3 separate regions of the Homo sapiens genome follow, and all the other regions are linked to region 1. The links are chromatin loops, found by intact Hi-C in ENCODE. Cell type or tissue: CD4-positive, alpha-beta T cell. All regions are shown on one strand. Links, peaks and the distances in the headings refer to the core of each region. The heading gives the core; the rest is flanking DNA.

The links. A loop is a pair of places that touch in the nucleus more often than their neighbours do. Peaks named below come from ENCODE experiments on the same cell type or tissue, not always from the same donor. Only the 100,000 strongest peaks of a DNase experiment are listed, where the experiment ranks them.
Region 2: a loop joins it to region 1, with 2.2 times the contacts of the local background. A loop is called at or near these places in 4 of 110 quality-filtered maps.
Region 3: a loop joins it to region 1, with 2.2 times the contacts of the local background. A loop is called at or near these places in 8 of 110 quality-filtered maps.

The regions. Positions count from the first base shown.
Region 1 is chrY:21,069,401-21,077,732 of GRCh38, forward strand. No RefSeq gene overlaps it. Among named protein-coding and RNA genes, the nearest start is that of RPS4Y2, 320 kb to the left of the region's middle. In CD4-positive, alpha-beta T cell, for the core only: no CTCF peak of the experiment used is centred there; a DNase peak (open chromatin) is centred at 3,881.
Region 2 is chrY:21,170,351-21,178,682 of GRCh38, forward strand. LOC105377225 (a long non-coding RNA gene) reads left to right here. Exons shown (of 7, transcript XR_007068465.1): 7 at 1-2,624. Among named protein-coding and RNA genes, the nearest start is that of PRORY, 280 kb to the right of the region's middle. In CD4-positive, alpha-beta T cell, for the core only: no CTCF peak of the experiment used is centred there; a DNase peak (open chromatin) is centred at 4,581.
Region 3 is chrY:21,017,866-21,026,197 of GRCh38, forward strand. No RefSeq gene overlaps it. Among named protein-coding and RNA genes, the nearest start is that of RPS4Y2, 270 kb to the left of the region's middle. In CD4-positive, alpha-beta T cell, for the core only: no CTCF peak of the experiment used is centred there; a DNase peak (open chromatin) is centred at 4,646.

The sequences.
Region 1 (8,332 bases), core at 273-8,272:
TGGAATACTATGCAGCCATAAAAAGTGATGAGTTCATGTCCTTTGTAGGGACATGGATGAAATTGGAAATAATCATTCTCAGTAAACTCTCACAAGACCAAAAAACCAAACACCACATATTCTCACTCGTAGGTGGGAATTGAACAATGGGATCACGTGGACACAGGAAGGGGAACATCACACTCTGGGGACAGTTGTTGGGTGGGGGGAGGGGGGAGGGATAGCATTGGGAGATATACCTAACACTAGATGACAAGTTTGTGGGTTCAGTTCACCAGCATGGCACATGTACGCATATGTAACTAACCTGCACAATGTGCACATGTACCCTAAAACTTAAAGTATTAAAAAAAAAAAACCTGAGCCATTATTTTGGTTAAATAAATGACACATGAAAACCTGGAATTTTATTTCATAAGATAAAGTGTTTTAAAACTTTAACATACTTGATAGGCTTCCCAAAATCAAATTTTAGCTTCAAAATTCTTTCTGATCCCTAACATTAGAATTCTATGGAGGGCCCCTGGAGCATCCAAAATTAAGGTAAGCAAGGTTATTATTTGACATGTTCAGTTACTTAGGATTGTCAAACTAAAAATAAAGCTTAATCCTTTCCAGGTTATATTTTAGTTAACAGTGTTAACACATATTTTTAAATCATGTGAGTCTTCCAGAATTCAAATGCTTAAGTATATTTTATTAATCATAATTAGGGTTACTATGGTAAGTTATAAATCACAGAAATGACCAAATTTATTTGTCAGTTATGTTTTTTAATGTGAATATCCTAAAACATTCTGTCACTTACCGAAAATTGTTGCCTTGTTTTGATCCTCTAGAAAATAGAATTAATAATCAGCTACAGGACTTTGACAGGAACTTGTGATTTGTTTTTCTCTGTATTTTAGACTAACTCTCTTTATTCTGAGAGCCAGTCAGTGATCTCTGACTGCAGCTCAGAACAGACAAAAGGGACGGGTAATATAAAAATGTAGATCAATATTCTAATTCTGGGCAATTATCTTACAAATCCTGCCAGGTGATGGGGGTAAATTGGATGCCCATAACCTAAAGGTTTTGTTTTTCTTTTTCTTTTTTTTTTTCCTGGGAAAATAAGGCCACAGAAGCAAACCAGGGGCAACCCAAATTCACTCAAATTTTAGCAGGCATTAATGTAGCCACTGGTTATCTGAGTACATTGGTAGCCTCAGAATTTTTGAGCTGGTATTATCCCCTTGTTTCCTTTTGATCTACGTCTTTTAACGGTCTTTTTTTTTTTTCTCACCTTCAGGCCATCAAATCTCAAATGGTAATGCTAAGAGAGCCACAAATGATGGCTCCCTCTTACTGGGTACCCTTATATAGGCCTTGTGAGAAGATCTGGCTGCCACTTTTTCCAAAACAGTGCCCCCTGTCAGCATGAAGCAGTTATTAGCACATATAATCACTATTCTAATGGCAGTTAGATGTATCTCTTCACAGGGGGAATCAACGACAGCATCCTGTCTGGAGTGGCCACTGTGAAGACTCTAGCAGAAGTGGGAGAGACACGGCTTGGGTTGCACGCCTTGTGGAGCTAGCAGAAACCAGGAACGAGTGGAAGCCCTGCCTCCTACCGAGTTGGTGGGATGGGAGCTCCATGCTCCCAGATGCAGCTGCAGCTGCCAACCATGGTTTTAGATCTACGCATCTCTGCACTTTTGGGGCCGCAGACAGCCCATTCTCCTCCCACAGGCTTAAAAGGGCCTTCTCCCACTCTCTGGCCTCTCCACACTTTTGGTTCCTGATCCAGTTTGAGAGCAAAGTTGTGGTCAAGGTCAGGAACTGCTGTAACCTGGCCAGGTGTGTGCTCAGGGAAGCACTGACACCCAGAACTCTGCCACTTTGGCCCCCTCCAGTCTCAGAGTCCCAATAAGTGCAGGAGGGGGGCTGGTGGGGAGTGAGGGCAGATTGGCATAAGCCTGAAGGTGTCCCAGAACATGAACATCCTGGGACACGTTGATGGTGGGAGGCAGGCAGGCTCCTGGGAAGAAAGCAGTGAGTCCCTGGTGAAACCCCACCTTCAAGCCAGGAATGATCTGAAGTGAAACCTGGGAATTGATTGGTTAACTCCAGGTACAGACCACAACCTGAATTAAGAAATTATGTTGCCTTTTCTTGGTTTACAGATGGCTGCCTATACACAAATCAACATGCACTTTCTCCTTTCTGAGCCCATAAACACCCCAGACTCAAACAGACACTGGGATAACCTGCCTGTGGGAAGCAGCTATCCACTGCAGGCCTCCTCTCCATTGAGACACGGACAGTCATCAGAATGATCTGCTTGTGGAAAACCATCCACTTTGGGTCTCCTGAGAGCTGTTCTGTCACTCAATGAAGGCAGACCAGGAGTGTCTGCCTTTCTCATCCTCCAGTTGTCCATGTACCCATGGGGGCAAGAACCTGCATTCTTCCTGGATGTAGGACAAGAATTGAGACCTGTTAAATGGGGGGACTAAAAAAGCTGCAACACAACTAGGGCTGAAACACGCACCCTTGCTTGCTATGTTGCAGGCAATAAGGAGAGAAGAGCTGTGGTCTTCTGCAGAGCTGGGACCTAGGGCTTCCTCAAGTCAGGGCTGTGACACCCTATTTGGGACTCTGGTTTCTGGCATCTCCAAGCTCTTGGGAACCACCACCACATTTCCATCGTCCAGATGTGGGTGCCTGCAGCAGAAACTGTGTGTGGTACATTTTGTCTAGCTACAACATCAGACAGAGCTGGCATATTATATATGCATATATATATGAATATTATATATATATATAAGATATGGCATATTATATTGTATGTATAATATAATATAAAGCCCTCAGATGGTACAGAGAACGTCCTAAAAGGGGCCCACACACAGATAAAATTCTGATTGTCATATGCACAGCCAGCCTTCATTTAAAATTGTCATCCTTCCACAGGAACACAGCCCACTGTGGAAATTATGAATCTTACAACTGTAGTCAATCAGAAGTTGGAAAATTGACTGTTGTAGGTGGAGCTGGGCCTCAGGTGGATTGGTGACTCTCAGACCTTCATTAAGTGCACCTGGAATGCTGTGAATCCATTAGGTGGACACAGTCCCCAAGATGGATTTAAGCTCTTATGCATTGATCAAGTCCACTATTGAGAAAGTGACATGTATGCTTGAACCCAATACAGGAAGTCTTGACTCTCAGACCTACAACCTGGACACATGTGAAATTGATTGTTAATCTGATTTCTGAACCTACTGGCAGGTGTGATTGTGACATACGCATCTGCCCAGCATGTGTTTTGACTATTTTTTCTGTGCCAAGCCTACATATAATATTTTGACATATCAGTGGACTTAGTACTTAGATTACATTTCTTTCTTTCTTTCTTCTCTTTCTTTCTTTCTTTCTTCTTTCTTTCTTTCTTTCTTTCTTTCTTTCTTTCTTTCTTTCTTTCTTTCTTTCTTTCTTTCTTTCTGCTTTGGCATCCCTCAAGGTGCATTAGAACATATCACTGGGTCAAACACCCAGGTGACGTAACACTTCTGTCTTAACCCTGCCTACAGGACCCATTGTGACATTCCTCTATACCTATCAAACAAGTTAGGTGACTCTCCTCTTCTGCTGGGTCTCTGCTCAAACGGGGCAGTGTGACATATCATTGGATCCAGCACCTAGCTGTTGTGACTAATTTTTTTATTGTTCCATCACGGGAGAGACTGTGAAATATCACTAGTCTAAACACCAAAATGGCACTATTCTTTTGCCTTGGTCCTAAATTCTAAAGACATTGCAACATATTGCTAAACCCAGTACTAAGTGGATATAAGTCTCCTGTCTGAAACCTGCCCACAGGGGGCATTAAAACACATCTTTAGGCCTATCAACTCTTTCATGTGAATCTTCTTTCTTACCTCAACTTTGCCCATATGGGAGATTGTAATATATCTCTGGGTCCATCAACTTTTTATGTGACTCTTCTGTCTCGTGTTCTCCCTGCCCACAGGGATTATTGTGACATATATCCAGGCCCATCACCTGATTATGTCTCTCCTCCTTTTGCTGGGATTTACCCACAGTTGGGATTGTAACATATAACTTATCTAAACACCTACCCACTGTGGTGATTCTGAGACATAACTTGGTTCAGCCATGAAGTTATGTGACTCTCCTCCTCTTTCTGAGTCCTTTGCATGGCAAGCATTGTGATAAATTTCTGAGTCCTTCATGTAAATTTTGTTAATCTTCTCTCTGGGCCCTTCTCTCAGGGATGGTTGCAATATATTGCTGCACCCAGCAATTAGTTCATGTGACTCTTCTCTATTGCTTAACCTTCCCATAAAAGGGATTGTGGCCTATCACTGGGTCCAATGCCTAGTTGGTGCAATTGCCTTCATCTGCCCTGCCCACAGCGGTATTATGACATATCATTTTGTTCCTCACCTAGGTGATGTGACTCTCTACTGCATAAACCCTGCCAAACAGGGAGGTTGTAACATATCACTAGACCCAGAACTTAAGTGACAGTATTAGCGTTCTCTAAAAGGTCAGAACCAACAAGATAGATGTGTATATGAAGGGGAGTTTGTTAGGAGTATTGGCTCACACAGTCACAAGGGGAAGTCTCACAATAGGCCGTCTGCAAGCTAAGCAGCAGGAAAGCCAGTCCAAGTCACAGAACCTCAAAAGTAGGGAAGCTAACAGTGCAGCCTTCAGTCTGTGGCTAAAGGCCTGAGAGCCTCTAGCAAACCAGTAATTTAATTCCAGGAGTTGAAAGTCTGAAGAACTTGGAGTCTGATGTTCAGGCAGGAAGCATCCAAGAAGAGAGAAAGGCAAAGACTGGAAGACTCAACAAGCCAAATCCTTCTAACTTCTGCCTGCTTTTATTCTAGTCATGCTGGCAGCTGATTAGATGGTGTCCACCCAGATTGAGGATAGGTCTGCCTCTTCCAGTGCACTGACTCAAATACTAATCTCATTTGGCAACGCCTTCACAGAAACACCCAGGATCAATACTTTTCACCCCTCAATTCAATCATATTGACATTCAGTATTAACCATCACAGTGACATAACTCTCTTTTTATCCTGCGTCCCATATTTTGATTATTTTGACATGTTTCTGAGCCAATCTCCTAGAAGATAAAAGACTCTGCCTTGGCCATGCCACAGAGGGTCTTGTGATGTATCCCTGTACCCATCTACCCAGCACCTGACTGATACAACTCTACTGTCTGGGCTTAGCCCACATATGACATTCCTTTATTTTCCTTTTTTTTCTTTTTTGAGATGGAGTCTCACTCTGTCTCCAAGCTGGAGTGCAGTGGTGTGGTCTTGGCTCACTGCAACCTCTGACTTCCCGGTTCAAGCAATTCTCCTGCCTCAGCCTCCCTAGTAGTTGGGATTACAGACATGTGCCAACCTGCCCAGCTAATTTTTTGTTTGTTTGTTACAGACGGGGTTTTACCATGTTGGCCAGGGTGGTCTCGATCTCCTGACCTTGTGACTCAGCCACCTCAGCCTCCCAAAATGCTGGGGTTACAGGTGTGAGCCCCAACATCTGGCCCACATATGGTATTCTTATAGATCACTGGACAGAGCACCTAGAATATATGACTGTATTCTACATTGGTGCTATTCACAGACGGCATTTTTATATATTGATGAGCACCACACCCAGATTATGTGACTCTCCTGCCTGTTCTCTGTACACATGGGCCAGTGTGACATATTGCTAGGTTCAACTTCCAGGTAATGTAATTCTGCTCCCTGGTTCTGCCTACAGGGGATATTGAAAGATGTGTCACCCACCAAGTTAGTGATGTGACGTTCTTTTTTCTGCCTGGTTCCTGCTTAGACTGGAGATTTTCATTTACTGCTGAACCTAGAATCTAGATGATGTGATTCTTCTATTCTTTATAGGTTCTGTCCCCAAAGAAGATTGTGACATACTGACAACACCAAGGTGATTACTGTTTTGTCTTGGCCCTTCCCTTAGAAGGCATTGTTACATATTGCTGGCCACGTAAGCAAAATGATATGAGCCCCTTTCTAGACAATGCACACATGTGACATTTTAACATACCTCTAGGCACATCAACTATTTGATGTGACTCTCCCCTCTTATCTAGGCTTTGCCCATAGTTGTGATTGTGACATATTTATGGACCCAGCATCTAGTTAACATGACTCTCCACTCCAGCATAAGCCGTGTTCACAAAAGAAACATCACTGAGCTCAGCACACAGGTGATGTGACTCCTCTGCCTGGTTCTGGATCACAGAAGTCATGACCTATCTTTGGGCCAATAACCTACAAGATATGACCCCTTGCTTCTTTCTGGGGCCTCTTCATAGTGGAGTTTGTAACATACTGGTTGATGTAATATCGACATAATGTGACTCTCCTCTTATGCCTGGGCCATGCCCACTATGGTGATTGTGGCATACATTTGGACCCAGCCACTAAGTTATGTGATTCTTTTTTTTCTCTTCGAGCCCAACCCACAAAAGCCACTGTGACATATCTCTGAGACTCTCACATACATGATGTGACTTTCTCACCTGGATTCTCCCTTCATGGGGTATTGTGACATATTGCTGGACCCGACACCTAGATGATGTGACTCTCCTATATAACTTGGGCCCCACATTCATTGTGTATTTTGACATATTCCTGGGACTTATCCCTAGGTGGTGCAACCTTATTGCATGGGTGTGGTTCACAGAGATATTATGATATATCACTGTGGCTCTCCTCTCTTATCTGTGCTGACTAAAAAAAGGAATTGTGACATACAAGTAAACCCAGCACCTAGATGTGACTCTCCTGTTTTACTTGGATCATGTATATTTTGCATATTGTGTCATATTGCTATACTAGACACTTTGGGAATGGGAGGCTCTTTCCTGAGCCCTGTGACATATCTCTGCATTCATGACTTAGGTTATGTGACTCACCTTTTCTACATTCACCATATCCACAGGAAATATTGTCACATTTTGTTGGGTCCAGCAACCAAGTAATTTGTCTCTCCTGCTTTTGTCCTGTTTTCAGAAAAGGTTTGTAAAATATTCTTGTCTGAGCACCCAGAAGATATAACTCTCCTTGCTGGTCCCTGTCCTAAGCAAAAATTGTAACATATCCCTGGCCCAGCGCCTAGAGAGCGTGACTCACCTGAGATTGTAAGATATACCTCAACACAGGTAAAATGATGACTCTCAAGCCTTGAACCATCAAAAACAAGAGACACTGTCTCTCATGGCAAGGCTTAGGGATACACTAATTTGTGTACAAAACTCATAGGGGATTACTACTCTCTCATATATCACGTAAATCCCTTGTGTAGTGCAGAGAGTAACCAGATGCAACACACAGGTAAGAGCTCATTTCTTATATGCCCACTCTGCCTACTGTTAGAATTACTGACCCACAAATGGACACAGCTCATAGGTGAGGTCATAAATCTCACATGTAGGTGCAGTCCAAGGGGGAAATTGCAACTATCATGTGTGTACATTTGTCTACTTTTGTGGTGAATCATTTCTAAAACCAGTTTATAAAAATGTGAGGAAATGTGAGGAAATGTGTGGACTCTCAAATCCAGATGCAGTAAATGGAAACGATGTTGACTGTCATAATCGGTATTAGAGCCACAGGTATAACCATGGATGCACATAAGCACAAACGTCCCAGAGTAGATTGGAATAATTATGCATATTCCATAAACCCCTTGAGTGGTACAAAGAGTGTCTTAATAGAAACCAGTGAAAAAGTAAAGAGTGTGATACTTGTATGCACAGCCACCAGACTGTAAAGATTGTCATCTTTTCAGGTGAACACAGCTCACTATTGAGGTTTGAATCTCATATCCAGGGAAACTGAAAGTTGCAAAATTGACTCCCATAAGTAGATTTGGTCCACAGGTGTGTTGGTGACTCTTAGACAAATATTCAGCACTGCTGTGAGGTTGTGACTCCAATAAGGGGAAACAGTGCACAGGTGAGATTGTGGTTCACATGCATGAATCCAGTCCATCGTCCAGTTTGTGATTTGTGTACTTACAGCCGACATACAGGAGGTGTTGACTCTCATACTTCAAACCAGGACATGTGTGGGATTTTAAAAATCTTATCATTAAACCTTCCTGCAGGTATGATAGTGACATGTGCTTTTCCCCAGCACCTGAGTAATTTGACTCTTCTGTCTGGGCTCCACCCACAGATGAGTTTGTGTCATATCACAGGATGCAGCATCCAGGTGATATGACTCTAGTCTCCTGCCTTAGCACTATTTAAGGGGGCATTGTAAACTATCACTTG
Region 2 (8,332 bases), core at 247-8,246, 100 kb after region 1:
CCATGTGTTCTCATTGTTCAATTCACACCTATGAGTGAGAATATGTGGTGTTTGGTTTTTTGTCCTTGTGATAGTTTACTGAGAATGATGATTTCCAATTTCATCCATGTCCCTACAAAGGACATGAACTCATCATTTTTTATGGCTGCATAATATCCCATGGTGTGTATGTGCCCCATTTTCTTAATCCAGTCTATCATTGTTGGGCATTTGGGTTGGTTCCAAGTCTTTGCTATTGTGAATAGTGCCGCAATAAATGTACGTGTGCATATGTCTTTATAGCAGCATGATTTATAGTCCTTTGGGTATATACCCAGTAATGGGATGGCTGGGTCAAATGGTATTTCTAGTTCTAGATCCCTGAGAAATCACCAAACTGACTTCGACAATGGTTGAACTAGTTTACAGTCCCACCAACAGTGTTAGTCCATTTACATTTAAAGTTAATATTATTATGTGTGAATTTGATCCTGTCATTATGATGTTAGCTGGTTATTTTGCTCGTTAGTTGATGCAGTTTCTTCCTAGCTTTGAAGGTCTTTACAATTTGGCATGGTTTTGCAGTGGCTGATACCGGTTTTTCCTTTCCATGTTTAGTGCTTCCTTCAGGAGCTCTTTTAGAGCAGTAATCTCTCAGCATTTGCTTGTCTGTAAAGTATTTTATTTCTCCTTCACTTAAGAAGCTTAGTTTGGCTGGATATGAAATTCTGGATTGAAAATTCTTTTCTTTAAGAATGTTGAATATTGGCCCCCACTCTCTTCTGGCTTGCAGAGTTTCTGCCAAGACATCAGCTGTTAGTCTGATGGGCTTCCCTTTGTGGGTAACCTGACCTTTCTCTCTGGCTGCCCTTAACATTTTTTCCATCATGTCAACTTTGGTGAATCTGACAATTATGTGTCTTGGAGTTGCTCTTCTTCAGGAGTATCTTCATGGCATTCTCTGTATTTCCTGAATCTGAATGTTGGCCTACCTTGCTAGATTGGCGAAGTTCTCCTGCAGAGTGTTTTCCAACTTGGTTCCATTCTCCGCATCACTTTCAGGTACACCAATGAGACGTAGATTTGGTCTTTTCACATAGTCCCATATTTCTTGGAGGCTTTGTTCGTTTCTTTGTATTCTTTTTTCTCTAAACTTCCCTTCTTGCTTCATTTCATTCATTTCATCTTCCATCACTGATACCCTTTCTTCCAGTTGATTGCATCAGCTCCTGAGGCTTCCTCATTCTTCACGTAGTTCTCAAGCCTTGGCTTTCAGCTCCATCAGCTCTTTTAAGCACTTCTCTGTATTGGTTATTCTAGTTATACATTCGTCTAAATTTTTTTCAAAGTTTTCAACTTCTTTGCCTTTGATTTGAATTTCCTCCTGTAGCTCGAAGTAGTTTGATCGTCTGAAGCCTTCTTCTCTCAACTCGTCAAAATCATTCTCCATCCAGCTTTGTTCCATTGCTGGTGAAGAATTGCGTTCCTTTGGAGGAGGAGAGGCGCTCTGCTTTTTAGAGTTTCCAGTTTTTCTGCTGTGTTTTTTCCCCATCTTCGTGGGTTTAACTACTTTTGGTCTTTGATGATGGTGATGTACAGATGGGTTTTTGGTGTGGATGTCCTTTCTGTTTGTTAGTTTTCCTTCTAACAGACAGGACCCTCAGCTGCAGGTCTGTTGGAGTTTTCTAGAGGACCACTCCAGATCCCGTTTGCCTGGGTATCAGCAGCGGTGGCTGCAGAACAGCAGATTTTCATGAACCACGAATGCTGCTGTCTGATGGCTCCTCTGGAAGTTTTGTCTCAGAGGAGTACCTGGCCATGTGAGGTGTCAGTCTGCCCCTACTGGGGGGGTGCCCCCCAGTTAGGCTGCTCGGGACCCCCAATTTGTTTGTGTATCTCAGGGTGAGTTTGTGCCATTTTCTGTTAGCCTTATTGGTCTCTGTGTCTGTGGTGCACTTCATTCATCAGCGTCTGTGTTTGTTTGCATTTTTTACTTGTCTCTCCATCTATTTCTCTGATTTTGTTACATTTTACATTTTAAGTTTCATTATATTTTCCATTCACATATTATACATGCACAACTATATGGCAGACCATGTTATTTTAAAACATGCATACAATATACCAAATAATGGTATTTATTCATCTCCTCTAATGTTCCTCGTGATTAGAACCCTAGGAATTCTCTCTTCTATTTAGAAATATATAATGCATTGTTATTAAAAATAGTGACCCTGCTGTGCAATGGAATACCATTGCTTCTTTTTTTTCAATTTAACTACTTTTTTTGTATTTATTTACCAACTTCTTCCTATCCCTACATTTCTAATTCTTTCTAGACCCCCATAACCACTATTCTTCCCTATAATTCTATGAGAAAATTTTTTAGATTCCACATATAGGTCAGATAATGTGTTATTTTTATTCCTACACCTAGGTTATTTTGCTTAGTTACATGTAAAGGAATATACATGGTATGTGGCATGGCAAATGATAAAAGTTCATTTTTAATAGATATATACTATTTCATTGTGTGTGTGTGTACATATACCACATTTTAAATTCATTTGTCTGTTTATGAACATCCAGGTTTAATATTGTATTGTTCATGGTGAATAGTGCTGTAATAAACAAAAAAGAGCAAATATTTATTTGACATGCTAATTTTCTTTCCCTTGCCTACATACTCAGTGGTGCAGATTGTTCAGTCATGTGGAAACTTTCATGTAAATTTTTTAGAGATCTACAGAATGTCTTCCATACTGATTCTACTAATTTACATTCCATCCAAGAGGATGTTTTGTGCAGTTCCCCACTTTTCTTTTCTCCACATCCCTGGCAATACTTGTTATTCTTTTGCAATTTTTAGTTATATCCATTATTATTCTAATAGATTCACTGAGCTGAAAGGACTTGTCATATTTTCTTATGGGTTTTCCTGGCATTTCTCCAATAAAAATTATGTTGAACTTTTATTTAGAAATGTGTTGGAAGTATCTGTGTCATTTTTGGAGAAATGTCTATTTACATCTTTTGAACATTTTTAATTAGAAAATTTTTGGCTATTGTTTCTTATTTGTTCTGGATACTAAGTTTTTTTCTTTTTTTTCCTTTTGTTTTGGAGATGGAGTCTTACTCTGTCACCCAGGCTGGAGTGCAGTGATGCAACCTTGGCTCACGGCAACCTCTGCTTCCCAGATCAAACGATTCTCCTACCTCAGCCTCCTGAGTAGCTGGGATTACAGGTGTGTGCCACCACACCCACATAATTTTTGTATTTTTAGTAGAGATGGGGTTTCACCAGGCTGGGCTGAAACTTCTGAATTCATGATCTGCCTGCCTATTTTTCATGTGAATTTTGTACTCTACATATTTACTGAATTTGTTTATTAGTTCTAATAGTTTTTTAAATGGATTATTTATGGTTTTCTATGTAAGATGAAGTTATCTGCATACAAGGGATGTGTAGCTTCTTCCCTTCTATCCAGATATCCCTAGTATTTTCTCTCATTTACATAACTGCTGTGGCTCAGACTTCTAGTATTATGTTGAATAGATGTAATGAAAATGCCCTCTCTTGACTTCTTTCAGACCTTAGCAAAAGCTTGCAACTTTTTCCCATTCAGTATGATGTTAGCTGTAAATTTGTCATATATAATTTTCACTGTGTTCAGATGAATTTTTTAAACATAACTCTTGACAGTTTTTATCATGAAGCAATGTTAAATTTTCCCAAATGCTTTTTCATTGATGGGGTTCAATTAGGTTGATAGGGAAAATATTAAAGATAGTTATAGTAATAGTCAAAAACTGTCTTCAAAGGCCTGAGAGTTTGCATACCTTCAGAATGCTCAGCTGAAGGCAGCCAGGGTCTCTTTGCAAGAGCCAGAAAGATTAGGGTGCAGTACCAATGAATGTGGAAAGCTTATTTTACTAACCTGTTTAGTTATATGGGCTTATGACTAACCTTTGTCCTACCTCAAGTACTTTACTGCCTCCAACTCAGGGGGTCGGCAGAAGTTTATTACCCACAAATGGTGTTTGCTTTAGGCCTCAGAACCTAGCTTTTAATCTTTATCTTCTAGCGGTGTTTACTCACAATTTTTGTTAATTCGCCTTACTGAATAAATGTGACCTTTACCTGCAGATCAGGGCCGAGTCACAACCGTTTACAGAACGCAGCTTGGAGCCTGTAAGTGGCTTGGGCCTTCAGCTAGACTGGCAGAGCAGAATATCTGTGTGTCAGTGTACGTTTATTCTTCTGTTGCCAAATCAGAGGTCTGCAGGAACAGACTCCCTGCATCTAGTGTCTCTGCAAAAGGAGCACTGCCTCAAATGGGGACCTGCGTGAGGACCTGTGTCAGGGGTCTGCAAAAACAAACCCCCACACTTGGAGCCCCACTTGCACTTGTGGCAAGCTGCAAAAGAAGTGTGGGGACTGTTCTCATGAGGAAAGCTGTGAAGGAAGCATGAAGTAAATGCAATAGATCCCTTAAAAACAAAGGTGAAAAAAGGAACCATGTGGTCAAGCAAGTGAGTAATTAATCAGTAAGTCATTGTTGCTCACTCAAGGTTACCAAGTTCTTGGGGAAGTTGAGTCAAGCTGAGATTTCATCATGGGACACAGTTACCAGCTCAACAGAAACAATATATAAAAGTGTTGAAATAGTTGCTTAAGGCTACCATAACATCAGTTTTGCAGACTCATTAAGGGACATAATGCAAACTGTTGTGATCCCAAGCCCATGGTTCCCAGAAGAAGGAATGCTAAATGTAGAACTGTGGGAACAAGTGAGAAGTCTTAAACAACAACAGGTGCAAAGGCAGCAGGCCCCAGTGTGTCTGGAATTTATTCCTTCTTGTGGGTTCTTGATCTCACTGACTTCAAGAATAAAGCCACGGACCTCGTGGTGAGTGTTACAGCTCTTAAATGTGGCCTATCCAGAGTTTGTTCCTTCTAGTGGGTTTGTGGTCTCAATGACTTCAGGAATGAAGTTGCAGACCCTCATGGTGAGTGTTAACAGCTGCTAAAGTTGGCATGTCTGGAATTTTTGTTCCTCCTGGTGTGTTCATTGTCTTGCTGACCTCAGGAATGAAGCCGCAGACCGTCGCAGTGAATGTTACAGCTCATAAAGGTAATGCAGACTCAAAGAGTGAGCAGCAGCAAGATGTATTGTGAAGAGTGAAAGAACAAAGCTTCCACAGCGTGAAAGGGGGCAAAGTGGGTTGCTGCTGCTGGCTGGGGTGGCCAGCTTTTATTCCATTATTTTTCCCTGCCGATGTCCTACTGATTGGTCTATTTAACAGAGGGCTGAATGCTGAGTTTGCTCTCCTTTAGCTAAACACAAAGTGCTGATTGGTGCATTTTTATAGAGTGCTGATTGCTGTGTTTACAATCCTCTAACTGGACAGAAAATTCTCCAAGTCCCCACTTGACCCAGGAAGTCCAGCTGACTTCACTTCTCAATGCCCTGTCTAAACAGGAAACCCCAGCTGCTGTTGGGAATTGGGTGGTGACCACTCTAGATAGGATAGGGGCAAGAAGGGGCCCTGCAGTTGTAGTGTCGTCCAGAGGGGAACTCTTTAGTCCAATCAAAGGGCCAGTGAGTAGGTCCAAGGGTCCTTGGTAGAAGTTGTTACTTGAGCTCATTTGGAGTTCCATTTGTAAGATCATCATATCTTGATGTCCTCGATCCTAGAGGAAATAAATGTGACAACAAGGTTAAAAATACAGCATCCAAAGGCAAGTAATAGCAAGATGGCTGTCATGGTTACATAGAAAGGGGAGAAGCCATGTCACCCAGCTCCAGAGGTTGGTATAAGAGTTTGAAAGGTGTTGTCTGATTTCAGAAGACATTTCCTTTAAATGTCAGGTGGCATCTCATACTATCCCTGACTGGTTAGTGTAAAAACAACACTCTTCCCCTAAGAAGGTACAGAGTCCTCCTTTCTCAGCAGTGAGGAGGTCTGGGCAGGAGTTTTGGAGAGTCACTGCTGCCAAAGAGTCTATTTGGGATTGTAGATTAAGGAGAGATTCTGTTATTTCTTGTAAACTCTCTGAGAAATCCTTTGAGAGTGTGTGGTTGTAGGACAATGAAGTAGATATACCAGCTATTCCAGTTCCTGTAGCAGTGGCCATTTCTAACCCTATAAGTAGGGGTATTAGTTGTATGGCCCTGCACTGATGGACTTGAGCTTTGAGGGGCACTGATAGGATCAGATTCCATGAGATTAAAAGTTAGGATAATACATGTTACACTGGTAACTTATAGCAAACTTTACTTTTGTTGAACATCTTGTAAGTTTGGGATTTTAATTTTTATTTGCTATTAATATGACTCGTTCAGTCCATATTAACTTAGAATTTGTATAGATGGCTCCTTCCTGATTCTGTAAGTACTTTAAGGTTTGGCTGAGTACAAACAACTTGTATGTTTGAGCAGACCAATTGTTAGGCAATTTTCCTAACTCTACTTCTACAAGAGTTTCCTTATAGTTTACTGAATACCCATTGTGTCTTTTTTCCTTAATCACTCAGGAGAAACTACCTATCATCTTGTCCTAAAGGGAGTTCTTCCTAGGTCTAGTCAGACCTTTGTATGGTAATTAATTAAGATTTAGATCCCCTGTTAAGAAACCTGCTGGGTTAAGGATTTTTGATAGGAAGGCTATGGGTTGTCAGTGGCCTCAGTGCTTTTGGGCTACGCCCTTGTTTACACAGACAACAAGGTGGTGTTGGACTATTATAGGGTCACTAAGAAGACCTTCAATTATGAATTATAGGTTTTAAATATACCCTGGCTTTTAAAGGAATAGTGTACACTGTTGTTTTCTTTATTACTTCTATCTCTCTCTTTTTCTGTCTTTGATTCCTTCTTTGTCTCTTTCTGACTCCCTCTTTGTTCTCTTCCTCTCTCTCTTTGTCTCTCTCTTTCTTTCTCTCTCTCTTTCTGTCTTTATTTATCTTCCTCTCTCTGTCTCTGTCTTTGACTCCTCCTTTTTCTCTGTCTCTTCCTCTGTCTGTCTCTCTCTCTTTTCTCTTTCTCTCTTTCCTTTCTGCTGGTTTTTCTCTGTTGCTGCCAGACACTTATGCTGCTGTTCTCCCCTCTCCTTCCCCTTTTGATGGCTTTGGCAGTGTAAGACTGCCACCTCCTTGGGTTTTTGCCCTGTGTGCAATAACTCCATGGTTTCCTTTTGATATTTAGTGGGGGTTCCCCCAGAGGTTAGGAACTCCCTTTCTTTCCATATTGCAGCATGGGCATGTAAGATTAGATAAGCATACTTACTATCTCTAGCAAAGTCTCCCAATTACAACTGAGGAGGGGGAAGAAATACCTTGTTACAGGCCATCCCAGGATTCCTCAGATAGTAACAGACCTTGAGGACAGCTGTCCGGGACAGGAAATTAATACTGAGAAAGCTGCACCAGTGTCCATGAGGAAGTCAATTTCCTGGCTCTCAATGGTTAAAATTCCCCAGGGCTCAGTGAAAGTGATGAAATGAGCTGGTGCTTGCTCCAGGCACCCTCAGTCCTGTTGTTGGATCATCTGGTTGGGGGCTCCTGGCCCAGAGAACCTTTGTCCTCTAGGGCAGTGCACCTTCCAGTGATTGCCTTGGCATAGTGGACATGGCTGAGGGGGCTGCTTGTTTCTTGTTGGAAACCTTTTTTAAGGTGTCCTTGCAAACCACACTGGTAACAAGCACTACCAGGTGATTGGCCTGCTCCATTTTCTGTCCTCTCTGAACCACCAAAGTTTGTCTGAGGGCCATGACTAAGGCTGCGGACTTTCTGTAAACTTGCTTTTCCTTTTTGGCCTTTTCCTCTTGGTCCCTATTATAAAACACCAAGGTTGCCAGGTTTAATAATGCCTCCAGATTTTGTTGAGGGCCCAGGGGTCACTTTTGGAGCTTTCTTCTCATATCTGCAGCTGATTGGGTAATAAACTCATCTTTTAGCATCAATTGACAATTGAGTGAGTCGGGTGACAGGGCAGTATATTTTCTTAAGGCCTCCATAGCCACACAAGGAAGACAGAAGGATTTTCTTCCTTTCCCTGAATTATGGTGGACATCATTGAATAATTCATGGGGTTTTTCCTCATTCTCCTTAGTCTTTCTAGAACACATGTCAGCAGATGTTTACAACTCCAGTCCCTATGATCTGAGTCAAGGTCTCAGTGGTGATTCATACTGGGATGGCTTGCTGACCAGTAGGGAATTTGTCCCTTTCTTTGGCTGTCATTCTATCATTTATTTGACAAAGATACCAGATATCTCCAAACTCTTGGACTGCAGCTAAAGCTGCATTCTTTTAATTAAAGGCCAGTGTTTGATCTAACAATAGCATGACAAC
Region 3 (8,332 bases), core at 247-8,246, 52 kb before region 1:
ACATCAGCTAGGTGTTTGGCCAAATATGTCACAATTTCCCCTAGGCAGAAGAAGACAGTCAGATCACCTGGGTGATGGGTGCAGAGCTATGCCATAATGCCCTCTGTATGCAGGGTTCAGGCAGGAGGGTTATATTGTCTCAGAGCTGGACCAAGCAATATGACACAGTGGCCCATGGTGGCAAGACCAGGCAGGAGACTTACATTATCTGGGTGTGGAATGCAGAGATATGTCAAAATTCCACCAGTGAAGAGCACCAAGGCAGGAGAGGAGACTCATATCAACTAAAGAGTAAGCCCAGTGGTATGTCACAATGTCCTTTGTGGGCAATACCAACGAATAAAAACAGAGTCACATCCCCGAAGTGCTGGGCTCAGCGATTTGAAGCAAAACCATCTGTGGGCTTAGCCCACACAGGACACTCAAATCACTAAGGTGCTAGACAGAAGCATGTCACAATGGTACCTGCAGGAGGCTTTAAGTGATGGTACTAATGATCCCACAAATGTCTTGATTTCATGCATGAGGGTGAATTTTCTTGTATGTTGGATCTAAGTATACTAGTCACAATCTCAATAGTGGACTTAATCTGGCCATAAAAGCCTCAACCTCTCCTGCAGACTTTGTCTCCTTCAGGGAGCCACAGCCACACACAGCACACACAGTGTGCTGAATTTTTGTTTGAGGGTGACCAACCTAACCATGGACTGGAATGATGTATGAGAGTAAGTTTTTAAACTTTTGACTGCCTTTTGACTGCAAACTTTTGGCTGTTAGATATAAAACCTCATCAATGGGCCGCGTTCCCGTGGGAGAATGAAAATCTTTGCTGTTGGCTGGATGTGCATATGAATGCACAATTCCACCTGTGTGCTGGGTTCCATAAACTTTCTACACTATCTGAAAGCTTTATACAATATAAATGAGAGTCTGGGCTGGGTGCAGTGGCTCGTGCCTGTAATCCCAGCACTTTGGGAGGTCGAAGTGGATGGATCACCTGAGGTCAGTAGTTCAAGACCAGCCTGGCCATCATGGTGAAACTCCATCTCTACTAAACATACCAAAATTTAGCTAGGTGTAGTGTTGGGTGCCTGCAATCCCAACTACTCAGAAGGCTGAGACAGGAGAATCACTTGAACCCGGGAGGCAGAGGTTGCAGTGAGCCAAGATCATACCATTGCACCCGAGCCTGGGCAACAAGATTGAAACTCTGTCCTGAAAGAAAAGAAAAAATAAAAAAGAGTCTCGATGTGTTCTGAAGCCTTTTTACTGGTATGGACACATAAACTCAGCTGTGTCCAGCACAGATATGAGAGTCAACGTCTCTCCAATTGACTCGGTCCTCTCTCCAATTGACTTGGTCCAAATAAGAGGGTCTTTACCTGCCTGTGAGCTGGGTTTAGAAATAGGTTATATTTCAACTGTGGCTATATGTTCACATATGACAGTCACAGTTTTAACTGTGGACTCTTTCTGCATGTGATATTCAGAACCCCCACAATGGATTGTGAGAATGACTATTATAATGCCAACTTTATCAGTTGGCAATGTGCAAACATAAGAAACCCGATTGTGGCCAGGTGCAGTGGCTCACATCTGTAATCTCAGCACTTTGGGAGGCTGAGGCTGGCAGAGCATCTGAGTTCAGGAGTTTGAGACCAGCCTGGCCAATATGGTAAAACCCCGCCTCTACTAAAAATCCAAAAAAAAAAAAAAAAAAAAAAAAAAAAAAAAAATTAGCCAGGCATTTTGGTGTATGGCTGCAATCCCAGCTACTTGCAAAGCTGAGGCAGGAGAATCACTTGCAACATGGGAGTCAGAGTTTGCAGTGACCTGAGGTCACACCATTGCACTCTAGCCTGGGTGATAAGAGTGAAACTCCATCTCAAAAAGGAAAAGAAAATAAAAGAAAAAACACAATCTCAACTACGCACCAGGATTCATGATGACACTCTCTGTACCAAATAAGAACTTTATACTACGTACTAGAGAGTGGTAATCTTCTATGACCTTCATATATACATGCTCTCTGGTTATTTTCCAGACTTGTTGACCTCTCTTCATAGTGTTATTGGTCTCCATATTTCCATTTTCTTTCCTCAGTGGCTGATACTGATTAATCAGTAATCTCAGAACCTGTTTGGCATGTAGCATGCAGCATATGAGAATAAGTGTCTATTGTCAGTTCTGGGTCTAGCGTACCTTTAACTGTAGCAGTTTCTATGTGACCGACTACATTTACAACATAAGCTGAATTACAGACAATGTTGGTAGGATCTGCAGCTGTGAGCTGTAAAATCTGAATGACTGCAGTTAGCACTGAGAATTGAGCTGAAGCCCCAGAGGGCATTATTGTTTGAGTATGTTTAGGTCCATAGAGAGTGGCACGACCTTTAGAAGAGCCATCAGTAAAATAAGTCTGTCCACCTGGAATAGGCTTGTGATGAGTAATCACAGGAAGAATGAAAGAATGGAATTCATAAAACTACAAAATTTTGTCTGAGGGATAATGAAAGCAAAGGTTTCTGCAGGTGTAGCTGGGAGGCATGCCATTGCTAAAGCATTTGTTCTACAAGCTGCAACTCCAAATTCTGCCTCTTTGGCCAACTGCCATGGGAAATTTAGTGAAGAGTCTCCTGGCAGGGTTTAACCTTTCTTTCCAGTTATTGATATTGGGTTAGGGTTTCCTTGTAGGAATTTCTCTAAATATTTTCCACTCTGATGTCCCATGTCCTTCAACATTTTAAATCCTAGGTTATCAAAGTTTTCATTTGTAAGTCTCATATCCCATGCTGTAAGTAAGTCTTGACCCCATAAATTGATAGCTATATTTGCAACATAAGGCTGAAAAGTACACCATTGTCCGTCTGGACCAGGAAAAGGTAAAATCTCAGCACTCTGTTAAACACTTTGAGCTGTTCCTACTCCCGCTAAGGATGTAGAAGTTAATTGTAATGGCCAGGATGGGGGCCGATTGTCTTTAGATATTATTGACACATCAACTCCCGTATCCATAAGCCCCCAAATTTATTTCCTTTAATTTGCACTACACAGGTGGGCCTATCAGAGGCTATCGGTTGGGATGGATAGATTTCCCATGTAGTTGTGCTGCTAAACCGTTTATTCTCTTGTTTCTCCTTTCATGGAGGAGGGTGTAATTTGCAGGGAATAAACAATAATTGAGCAACATATTCTCCTGGTTCAAAAACCCAAAGATCTTGTTGTTGTACCCAAGCGAGTTAGAGGAACACCACACTTTGAGACAAATTTAAGAGTCCTTTATTAGCCAGTGAGAGAGAGACGGCTAACGTTTGGAATTCTCTTGGCCCCGAGGAAAAGGCTTGCTTTTCCTTTATACTTTGGTTTAGGAAGGGGAGGGGAGCTCAGTTGCAACAATTCTACAGAAGTGAAAACATGCGAAAAACTTAAAAAGACAAATGGTTACAGGGAAGACAACAGTTCCAGGTGCAGGGGCTCTAAATCTATCATAAGATGTTAGGTATGGGGGCTCTGCCAGACAGAAACTCAAGGCGTTATGGTGTTATCTCTTGAGCAAAATCCTGGGAACTTTGTACATTGCTTGCTTCAGTACCTTATCAGTTAATTGGACTCTTTGATATGTTGAGAGTCAGCTTACACAAGTGAACTCCTTGAGGAAGGGGGTGGGTAAGGAGTCCTTGACGTCTTGTAAATGAAGGAGCCAAATGGAGTTCATCAGGCTTTCTCAGCCAAGGGAGAGCTTATACATGTGGAAACAAGGCTAGGTGATTAAGGGAGAAAGGGAGAGTCTAAAAGCAAGGTTAGTAAAAACAAGGTTAGGTATTACATCGTGACATTAAAACTACTTGAATTTCTCCTTCATAATGAGAGTCAACAACTCCTGGGGGTACAGTATTGCCCTGTAAATTAAGATGGCTTTTGCCTAAAATTAGTCCCATACATCCTGTTGTTGAAGGTCCCCAAATGCCAGTGGAAATCTTGTTGGGTTTCTCTCGTCCCACTAATGTTACCCATTCTCTGACCAGGACATGTAATCCTACACTTCCTGGTCTTCCTGGGGTGAGGAAATCAATGTTTCTCCTGGGAACCATTCCTGAAATGGTGTTGTGGTCTGAACTGGGAATGCTCTCATTGTTTGAATGACCTTGGTCCAGGCCCCCATCTCATTCCCCAACAGCGGATGCCATTCTGTTGCAATCTTGAGTGGAACTTATTAGCCCAGTTGTTATAGCAACGGCAAAGTCCTGGAATTTTTCCAGTGGGTGGGACACTCCATTTTAAGTCTCTTTCTGTCCTCAGATCTGGCAGCATTCCTTTTTAAACTGTCCAGCTTTTCCACAATTATAATATTTTCCCATTTTAGGGTTTGTTCCTTGACTCCTTTTGTGTTTGGATTTCATGAGTTCTTGGTTTTAATGACTTCAAGAATGAAGACACAGACCCTCACAGTGAGTGTTACAATTCTTAAAGATGCTGTGTCTGGAGTGTGTTCCTGCAGATGTTCAGATGTGTCCAGAGTTTCTTCCTTCTGATGGGTTCTTGGTCTTCCTGACTTCAGGAGTGAAACCACAGACCTTTGCAGTGAGTGTTACAGCTGTTAAAGTTGGCACAGCCAGAGTTGTTTTTTCCTCTGTGGGTTTGTGGTCTCGCTGGCTTCAGGAGTGAAGCTGCAGACCTTTGTGGTTAGTGTTACAGTTCATAAAGGTGACACAGACCCAAAGAGTGAGCAACAGCAAGATTTATTGCAAAGAGTGAAAGAACAAGCCTCTACAGTGTGGAAGGAGACCCAAGCATGTTGCCGCTGCTGGCTCGGGTGGCCAGCTTTTATTCCCTTATTTTCCACTCCCACCCCACATCCCACTGATTGGTCCATTTTACAGAGCACTGATTGATCCATTTTACAGAGTGCTGATTAGTCTATCTTGACAGAGTGCTGATTGGTGCCTTTACAAACCTTTAGCTAGACACAGAGCACTGATTGTTGCATTTACTATCCTTTAGCTAGACAGTCCCCTACCCAATTAGCTAGACACAGAATGCCAATTGGTACATTTACAAGCTTTAGCTAGACACAGAGTGCTGACTGGTGCATTTACAATCCCTTAGCTAGACAGAAAATTTATCCAAGTCCCCACTGAACCCAGAAGCCCAGCCAGATTCACATATCAATCCCCCCTCTAAAGAGGACACTACAACTGTTGTTGGGAATTTGGCCAATAAGAGTTCTAGCTACTTCTTGCTGGATAGGGATGAAGAAGGGGTCCTGCAGTTGTAGTGTCCACCAGAGGGGAACTCTTTAGGCCAGTGGAAGGGCCAGTGGGACAGTCCAGGGGTTCTCAGTAGAAGTTGTTAGTTGAACTCATTTGGGTTTCCATTTTGAAAGACCATCTGTAGCTGTGATGGCCTCAATTCTAGAGGAAACAAATTTGAAAAGAAGCTTAAAAATACAGGTCCCAAAGCCTGGTAACAGCAAGATATCTGCCACGGAACCTAGAAAGGGGATAAAGCCATGCTGTCCAACTCCAGAGGCTGATATAAGAGTTTGAAAGGTGTTTTCTGATTTCAGAAGCCTTTTCCTGTAAATGTCAGGTGGCATCTCCTACTATCCCTGACTGGTTCGTGTAAAAACAACACTCTTCCCCTAAGAAGGTGCAGAGTCCTCGTTTCTCAGCAGTGAGGAGGTCTAGGCCTCAGTGGTTTTGGAGAGTCACTGTTGCCGAAGAGTCTATTTGGGATTGTAGAGTAAGGATAGATTTTGTTATTTTTTGCAAACTGTCTGAGAAATCCTTTGAGAGTGTGTGGTAGTAGGATAATGAAGTAGATAAACTGGCTATTCTGGTTCCTGTAGCAGTGGTCATTCCTAACACTATAAGTAGGGGTATTGGTTATATGGCTCTGTGCTGACAGACTTGAACTTTCAGGGACACTGATAGGGTCTGATTTCCATAAGATGAGAAGTTAGGATAATATATGTCACACTGTTAACTTTTAGCAAACTGTACTTTTGTTGAAAACCTTGTAAGTGTGGGATTTTAATTATTCTTTGCCATTAATAAGACCTCATTCATTCCATATTAACTTAAAATTGGTATAGATGGCTCCTTCCTGATTCTGTATGTACTTTAAGTTTTGGCTGAGTGCAAACAGGTCACATGTTTGAGCAGACCAATTATTGGGCAATTTTCCTATCTCTGCTTCTACAAGAGTTTTCTTATCACTTACTTGTGTCTTTTTTTTTTTTTAATTGCCTAGGAGGAATCATCTATCATCCTGTCCTGAAGGGAGTTCCTCCTATGTCTGGTCGGATTTTCCGATGTAGATACCCTGTCAGGAAGCCTGCTGGGTTAAGAATTTTTGATAGGAAGGCTATAGGTCATCAGTGGCCTCAGTACTTTTGGGCTATGCCCTTGTTTTCACTGACAACAAGGTCGTATTGGAGTGTTAGAGTTACAGAGAAAACCTTCAATTATCAATTATAGGTTTTAAATTTACCCTGGCTTTTAAACGAATAGGGTAGACTGTTTTTTCTTTACTACTTCTATTTCTTTCTCTCTCTTTGACTCCTTTCTCCTTTGTCTCTTCCTCTCTTTTCTTCTCTGCTTGACTTTCTGTCTCTCTGTCTCTTTCTCTCTATCTCCTTTTCTTTGACTTCCTATCTTTCTCTTTCTCTCTATCTTTGTCTCTCCCTCTCTCTGATTTTCTGTCTCTTTCTCTCTTTCCTTCTTTGACTTTGTCTTTCTCTTTCTCTCTGCTGGTCTTCTCCTGCCCCTGCCAGCTTCTTATGCTGCTGTTCTCTCCTCTCCTTCCCCTTATTGATGGCTTTGGCAGTGTAAGACTGCCACCTCCTTGGGTTTTTGCACTGAGTGCAATAACTCCATGATTTAATTGTGTTATTTAATGGGGGTTCTCACAGAGGTTAGGAACTCCTTTTCTTTCCATATTGCAGCATGGGCATGTAGGATTAGATAAGCGTACTTGCTATCTGTATTCACATTTATTCTTTTTCCCTTTCCCACTTCTAAGGCTTGGGTAAGTGCCGCTAGTTCTGTTAACTGGGCCTTGGTCCTGGGGGGAAGAGGCTTACTTTCAAGTACAGTTACATCACTAACTATGACATAACCCGTCTTTCAAATCTCATTTTCCACAAATGAATTTCCATCGCTATATATGTTAAGGTCAGGATTAGCCAAGGGGTATTCTAAGAGATCATCTCAGGTGGCAAAAATCTGGACTTCAACCTGTTGACAGCCATGCTCGACCAACTCCCCATCCTCTGCGAGAACACTGTGAGCCACTGCAGGGCTGAAGGCTGCATACATATGCACTTGAAACACCCATCCCTCAAGGAGTAGTACCTGGTGGTTGTCTGATAGTCACAAACTTCCTTTGGCACCTAGTATGCCATTTACATTATGAGTAGTCCAGACAGTGAGATACTTTCCTTGTATTATTTTGATAGCCTCTGATACTAAGACAGCCACTGCCACTACTACCTGTAAACAGTGAGGCCAGCCTTTTTCTACTATATCAATCTCCTTACTTAGGTATGCCACTGGTTGTGGGGTTGTCCCATGAGTCTGAGTAAGGACGCCAAGAGCTATTCCTGCTCTCTCTATGACATATAAAGAAAAGTTTCATCTTGTGAGAAGGCTTGAGACTGGGGCTTGAGTTTATTCCTTCCAATGCCCAGATTTCAGGGTTTATTCCCTCCTCAACAGAGGATGACAAATGGGTAACTTGTTCCCCATATTCATGTAGATAACACCTCTAGCTTTGGCTAATATATCCCTCCCTAGTAAGGGTGTGGGACTTTCAGACATGACAGGATAGGCAAGTGAAAAGAGCAAAGTCTCCCAATTACAACTGAGGAGGTTACAGAAATACTTGGTTACAGGCTGTCCCAGAATTCCTCAGATGGTAACAGACCTTGAGGACAGTCATCCAGGACAGGAGATTAACACTGAGAAGGCCATGCCAGTGTCCAGGAGGAATTCAATTTCCTGGCCCTCAATGGTTAAACATACCCAGGGCTCAGTGAAGGTGATGACATGAGCTGGTGCTTACCCCAGGCACCCTCACTCCTGTTGTTGGACCATCTGGTTGAGGGACACATGACCCAGATGACCTTTGTCCTCAAGGGCAGTGCAGCTTCCAGTGATTGTCTTGGTATAGTGGACATAGATCAGGGGGTGGCTCGTTTTTCACTGGACAACCTTTTTTAAAATGTCCTTGCAAATCACACTTGTAAAAGGCCTACAGGGTGATTGGCCTGCTCCATTTTCTGTCCTCTCTGAACCACCAAGGTTTGTTTGTCAGAGGGCCATGACTAAGG